Regions from separate parts of the Homo sapiens genome. Here region 2 is linked to region 1. The links are chromatin contacts, found by Hi-C or POLR2A ChIA-PET in ENCODE. All regions are on one chromosome and are shown on one strand. Each heading gives the region's core, a stretch centred on a gene start or an enhancer-like site at or near the end of the contact. The rest is flanking DNA. Distances are from core to core; before and after follow the strand shown. Region 1 holds the start of CEP44 (centrosomal protein 44). Region 2 holds the start of VEGFC (vascular endothelial growth factor C).

The links. A loop is a pair of places that touch in the nucleus more often than their neighbours do. ChIA-PET counts read pairs that join two places held with the same protein, here RNA polymerase II (POLR2A).
Region 2: a loop to region 1 is called in a map of ascending aorta, with 5 times the contacts of the local background. The contact joins the promoter of VEGFC here to the promoter of CEP44 in region 1. A Hi-C loop is called at or near these places in 1 of 168 maps with a recorded cell type or tissue (ascending aorta). POLR2A ChIA-PET finds 5 or more read pairs at or near these places in 1 of 52 experiments (BJ).

Annotation. Positions count from the first base shown.
Region 1 is chr4:174,282,162-174,285,655 of GRCh38, forward strand. It overlaps CEP44 (centrosomal protein 44), which reads left to right and starts at 1,750. Exons shown (of 12, transcript NM_001040157.3): 1 at 1,750-1,782. FBXO8 (F-box protein 8) reads right to left here and starts at 1,506. Exons shown (of 6, transcript NM_012180.3): 1 at 1,249-1,506. RefSeq lists an enhancer at 1,701-1,950 and a silencer at 1,715-1,982.
Region 2 is chr4:176,791,373-176,794,866 of GRCh38, forward strand. VEGFC (vascular endothelial growth factor C) reads right to left here and starts at 1,550. Exons shown (of 7, transcript NM_005429.5): 1 at 793-1,550. The coding sequence starts at 939.

The DNA of each region.
Region 1 (3,494 bases), core at 500-2,999:
ACAGTAAACACACAAAACATTCCCCATTAAAGTGACCATATGTAATAAATTATGATCAATGTTTTGGCTTATCTAGAAGTTACTATAATATTTTGTGGATGGAAGTAATTGATCCAAGGGCCCCAAGTAATATTAGTTAATTTGCTGTAACTTATTATTAAATGAAGTTACGCTGCACCCTAATTCCTGATGTACAGAAACTGATAATATTTGTTGTTTTAAGCTGGGGTAAATTTGGGGGTAATTTGTTACCCAGCAATAGACAACTAATGAAGTACCTCATCAGACATATTGTCAGGTTAATTGGCTAAAGATGAATTTCTGACCCAATATGAAAAAAATAATAAAACTTATGCATTCTTTATTCTGAAACCTACTCTGTTTCACATATCATTTTCGTGAAGGGTAGAGTTGAGAAGTGTGTAGAGCTCCTACCTCAGAAATACATTACTTCAAACATTAAAAGAAGGAAGAGGAAAGCTGAAATAGAAAACATAAATTGTCTTCACTTTACCGTAATAAAAATCATGATATATTCATTTGTGGATATACACCTAGGAGCCTTGAAAATGAATATTTTACTTGTAAAACAAGTAGAATCAATTATTTTATTAGTAAATTCATACAGAACCTAAAAATAAAACTAAAAAAATTAAATGACTGAGGATTGGGATCCATTTATGTGATTTTGCCAAATAAATATTGAGAACCTTCTACGTAAGAGATTAGAACCCAGTCGCTGAGAAACAAATAAAAGACAAGTTTGACAAGTTTTATAACCCAAGTTTGACTACTGTAGCAGCTAGCAATCCATCGTGATCTTAACTATACTTGTGTTTGCATTCATATTACTGGAAAGTGGTAAAGAACCAAAAACTGTCTAGGAACCAAAATAACACTCGACCCGAAAACCAACACTTGGACCTGAAGAAAGTAACCCTTGTCATTTCTCAGGTTTATTTCACAATGACGCTGGGTTACTACTTGGAGTCCTAAACCGAACTACACCCCAATGGCCTAGAAACAGAAGGAACACACCCAGTTCCGCCTCCTGACAGTGATTCCTCACTTTAATGAGCCACCACTACTGTCACTCAAGATGCTTCGCACTGTCATTGGTCGCAAACTCTTGCTGGTCGGCCAGTTTCGGCCAACTGGCAAGCACTGGTTGTCTTTATTTTCGAGAAAAGTGAAGGTGAACAGGGAAAAGAGACAAGAGATCTAAAATATCTAGGTTGACTCCTGTACCTGAGCGACCTGCGATCTCCACCGCCGCCGCGACGAATTGGCCTCTGGGCGGGGACTTTTAGCCAAAAGGAAAATGGCTCAGCCGGGAACTGGTGCCCAGGCCATGGAGAAGCTGATTCAAACTTTACTTGTCCACACCGGTAGAGGTGACCGCGATGAGAATACCAGAAACAGCACTACGACCCTCAGAACTCAGGGTACCTCCAGCTGCAGGGGCCAGAACTGCCGACTATCCCAATTTTGACGTTTCCTATTGTTGCCGGAAGTGACGTTAGGCTCCGACTCTTAACGGAGACGCATTTTTATTTCTGTTGTTTACGATTCGCTATAGATTCCTTGTTTCTCACTTCGTAGCACGAGCCACTCTGACCATCAAGATCAGAAAAACTTCTCAGCTGCAAGTTAGAAGTGGACTGGCCATTGAGGAGGCTCTCAGCGGAGTCGCTCTTCACAGGAGTCTTGAACGCGGTGTGGAATCGGCAGCGAGGAATCCTGGAGCACAGAGAAGCTCCCAGCTTTGAAGGTCTTGCGGTGGTGCGTGGCGGGCAGGAACCCACAATTCCAAATACAAACGGTCGGCGCGAGAAGCGCTTCTGGGCGCAGGCGCCTGGCTGTAGCGACTGGTTGCGGGAGGCTGGACTCTGGTGACTGTGTATGGTTGCATATGCTCCGTTTTCCTCTCCCTGTCGTGCTGGGCCTTTGAAACCGGCTTCTTTGCTGGTGGCTGCTTGGTGAGCCCCGAGGAGACGGCAAGGCTGCGCCTGGTATTGGGCGGAGGTCGCCTCTCTCCGCCGTCCTTACAGAGACCCCGGGCGGAGACGAATGACCAGATCCGCCTTTTCATTCTTTTAAATCAAATGGCGGGAGGGGAGCCTTGCTTATATACCCAACTAGTATATGCTTTTAGTCACAACGAAGTGGGAAGTATCGTGGTAGCTCATCCTATCAGAATTAGGTTGTGACTTAGGGTTGGAAAGTTATAGGCTTACTGATTCCTATTGGATCCTCTGGGGTGAGGATACAAACGGCTCCTGACTATAAGGAAGACAGGACAGCAGTTCGTGTTTTCCTTGTTGGCATTTCCCCAGCTTTTCAAATATTTCTCCACCTTTATTGAAGGCTACAGATTTTTCCCTCACTGTAACAAGTTAATCTTGAAGTTGTTATTCTCTTTTACTCTGGAATTATGGCCATGCTAGACTGTTTTTTTCCCGAATTATCTGCAGACCTTTTAATTTTATGTGTGAACACAGCAGTCCCGTTGAACTCTTTACTTGTCCCTTACTCCTCCCCACTCCCGCCCAGCTTTCTCGATGCTTTGCCTTTCTCAGACCTTTCTCCTATCTCTTAGAGAAGTATTTCCCTAATATCTTTTGCAGTTTCATAAACTGTTTTTCTCATCTTTACTTTTTTGTTTTTGATACGTGTTTTTAGATAATATCGAGCATTATGTGCTATGTCACAAACTCTTAGCCATTGACTGTTATTAGAGTCAGTGTAGTTGCTTCATTCTAAACAAAAATCACTCTGGTCCAGTGACATTCTATTGGGAGGCATTGTTTTAATGACCTCTAACAGCAATGAGATTGAGCGATGTTGAAAATCCTAAACTGCTAGAGTACACTATTTTCACAACCTCTCCCACAAGTTCAATTGCGCAGATCTGACTTGTAGACAAGGAAGGAAGCTAGAAAGGAATATTGAGAGCTTCTTTATTATTGAATCTATGCTGCAAGCTGAGTGGTATCTCCTTTTTTCCTTAGTTTGCCTTTGATCAGTGCTATAAGTTGAAAATGTTAAATTTTTAAAAGTATTTTTCATTAATGAAAGTAAGGTGTTAAAATGTACATAAGTAATAGATTGGCTTCTTTTAATGTCTTGTTTTTAAGGCTTTTGAATTTTATAGTAGACTTAGTAAAGCCCTTTGTGAGAATGTAGAGCAGTAGCTGTAATTTTATTCTGTGATAATCCCAATTTTAAATCCCTTTATTTTTCTGTCTCCTATCACTTACCTCGTTCACGAGCTCTGCTTGTATTACTCTTCAAAATATTTATTCACTGGTACTGAAGAGAGACATAACTTTGTTGTCAGAAATTCCATTATCAGAGGTAGAAATCATGTAAGAGACACTGAAATGTTTTCCAAAATGTCAGAAAAAGGAAAGGTGAGAAGATATCATAAAGTGTTACGTAAAACAGAATTACTTGCACTGGGAAAATGGAATATACATCTGGAAGGACTAAAG
Region 2 (3,494 bases), core at 300-2,799, 2.5 Mb after region 1:
ACACAAATCCTTTTTCAAAATCAGGATGCCTCAAAAGTATTTTGGCAACATTTTCAGGCAAAGGATTAAACACCTCTTATTTAAAAGAAAACAAAACAAACAAAAAACCCAAACAAGAAAAAAAAAAACTTAGTTTGCAGTATCTCATGACCAGATTTTAGGAATGAAGAGCTTATAAAGTTGAAACAAGCCTTGCATTGCTTGATTGTGATCTAACTGACTCTAATCTCCCGTTACATCTCAAGTCTGACCAACTTCAAGTGAACTCTGAAAGCTCTGGAGCCTGGTTACTAAAGTCCCTGACACTTTTTTTCTAAAGTCGCTCACAGCGCCTGGTGCTCTGCAGACTATGAACACTCCAGGAAAGTAAGGCTGGGTTGACTGATCACCAGTGTCCCAGAATCTGTTTGGAGTCCCATGAATCAGCTGGGGAAAGAAACGAGCATTTCCCGACCAAAATGAACTCATACTCTCCAGAGCCCCGCTGACTGGGCAGGGTTCAAGACCCCTTGGTTGCCCCAGAGGAAACCAGTCTGAAATAGATTTCGGGATCTCTCACTGGGCACCTCTCCGGGCCCTTCACTCGTGTAACTTGCTTGCCTCTCTAGTAACAACTTTCTATTTAAAAAGAAGAAGATTTTTCTCCAAAGCAGCGTGCACTGAGCTCAGTAACTTTGGATCCCACGTACACAAGCTTAAAGCACACACACTTTCCCCCGCGCAGGTTCTCGGGTCCGCCGCAGACCCTAACGCAAACTCTCGGGTTCTCCGCAAACCCTAACGCAGACCTACCGTGGCCTCGCCCGCGTCGGGCTCCGCGTCCGAGAGGTCGAGTCCGGACTCGAAGGCGGCGGCGGCGGCGGGCGCCTCGCGAGGACCCGGGAGCAGCGCAGCGGCGAGCAGAGAACACGCCACAGAGAAGAAGCCCAGCAAGTGCATGGTGGAAGGACCGGGGGTGGGGGACCGGTCCGCTGGCGGGGGCAGGGGTGGGGGCGCGGGCGCCCCTGCGAGGCCGCGGGCCCCTCCTGGTCCCTCTCCCCCGGGCTCCTCCCGGCGACCCCCCCTGGGCGAGCCGGAGGCGGCGGGAGCGGGTCCGGGGCTCCGCGTTCCCAACTTTGCAGGGCGCCCTCCCAGCCAGTGCCGGGGAAAGGCGGCGGGTGTCAGGTAAAAGCCTCACAGGAAACCGGACATCCGAGCTCCCCGCATTCGGAGCCCGCGAGGTGAAGCGAGGGCGAGGGAGGACGCCGCCGCGGTCCGCGTCGGTGTAGCTTTTTGGAGAGGCGGGGCGGGGGACACCAGAACACCCCGCGATGTTCAGCCCCTCCAAACCCGCCAGAGCCCTCGTCCCCCTCCTCCCTCCCCTTCCCCGAAGTGAGAGGAGCCGGGCCGCGGGCGCTGCGGCGGGGGCGCTGGCGGCGGTGCCGGGGGCGGGAGGAGGGCGGCGGGGCGGCTGGCGGCGGCGGGGCCCGGGAGCGCCGCGGCGCAGGATCCTCCAGAGCGCGCCGGGCTGAGCGGCGGCGGCGGCGGCGGCGGGCGCAGGGGCAGGGCATGACTGACGCGCCCTCTGCCTGCGCTTATGTGAGAGAAAGCGGCCGAGGGAGGGAGCGTGCCGAGCCCGGGCTGCCCTCCCCTCTCACTCTCCCTCGGAAGCCGTCTCCCTGGAGCTCCCCGTTTCCCTCGCCTCCTCCCCGGCGGCCCCACCTCCCCCGGCCCCCCTCTGGATCTCTCCCTCCCCGCCCCTGTCCCCTGCGGGGAGCGGGCGGCCGGAGGGGCAAGTTCAGTCCCGGGGCTGGCGGTTGGCGGGACCGGCTTTAGAGGTGATGCGACCACCCTGGACCACGTGCAGCGGGGAGAAACTGGGCACCGTGGGGTGGAGGGAGCCCCCGCTTTATCCTCGGCCACTCCCGAGTTCTTGTCCTCCCTCCCGCACGCCTGGCCCCCAGAGCCCTGCTCAAAGTTTGGAAATGTCCTGGGGGTTGTAAAAGTTCCAAGAAAAGGTCATCACTATGTCAGAGAACCCTATGGGACCTCGGAGGGGTCCCCTCTCTCCCTTGGTCTGTGTAGTTGAAAGTTGCCTGATGATCCAAGAACCGCAGTTCTCAGGATGCAGTGCAGGCTGTTGGGATGGATGCTAATGATCCCTTTGGAATCCTAAACTTCTGACAGGTGAAGAGAAGGGCCAGAATCTTCGTGGAGAGTAAAGAGACACATTGTCAGCTTCTGCAAGAAGTTGGTTTACTTGAAAAAGGGGGTGATAAAGAGAGATGTGTGTGAGACATATTCCAGAAAGGATGTGTAGCATCCAAAGAAAAGTGACTGCATTTCCCCATTGGAAAAGCACTGGGGTTTCCGTTGGGCTGGTGGCATTGGCTAGCTGCCTCCTTGGGGCAGGGTGAGCAGGTTACAGAGGACCACGCTAAGGGGTTTCAACAGTGTACAGAACATCAAAAGTCTGCCTTTCACTCCCAATCTACTTTTAAGTACACAGATGTTATAGGTCCATAATATCTTACCGGAAGAAGAGACTTTCTTATCTGGTTCAACTCTAGATTTGAAACTCCTCACCCATAATTTACTTGAAGGCTTAAATATCTCAAAGGACAGGGAACCTTCCATTCTGTGTGGCTGTTCACTCCCTTTATTGATGAGCAACACTGCTGAAAAGCATTTCCTTCTATCTCTCTATTGCTTTTGACTCCTGGAGTTTTACACAATAAATCTAATCTCACTTCCACAACTGAGTCCTTCAAATATTTTGAAAATATTTATCATGGTCTCCCTAAGCTAACTTTACTCCTGGCTAAATATCCCTTTTATTCCCCAAGATGACAGTTCCAGTTTCCCCCCTTAACCATACTGTTAGCTTTCCATGTTCATGAAGTATGCGGTTGAGAACATGGCTCGGTACTTAGTGCTGTAATGAGCATGCAGAATGGACAGTATGCCTTTGTTGATACAGCCTTGGATTGAGTTTATTTTCTGGCAGCCAAATCACAGTGTTGACTCACACTACCCTTAAAGTCAACAAAATTCCTCAATAATTTTTCATATGTACTGCTACTTAGTCACGTCTAAATTCCCCTGTATTTGTGGAGTTAAGTTTACTGTATCCAAGATGCTTTTTTATGTATCTTTATGAAATTCCATCCCATCAGACTCGGTCCATGATCTAGCCTGTTGAGATGTTTTGTGATTTGGAACATGGTCAGTGTATCACTCTCTTGCTGTCTTCCTGCTCTATGCATATTTGATCAGCCTGCCATAGTTATCTTCAGACATTGATAGATCTGTGAAAAGGGAACAGCTAAGGGCAGACTGGGGTAGGATTTGAATAGAAGGTGGAGTTTCCATTCAACCATTTGCTATTACAATGATTCTAAACTTTGATTGCACTTGGCATCACAAAAGGAGATTTTGAAAAAACAGATGCTTGAGTACACCTTCTGCCTTTCTGGCTTAACTGGTCTAACTGGAGTAAGGCTTGGACATCAGGA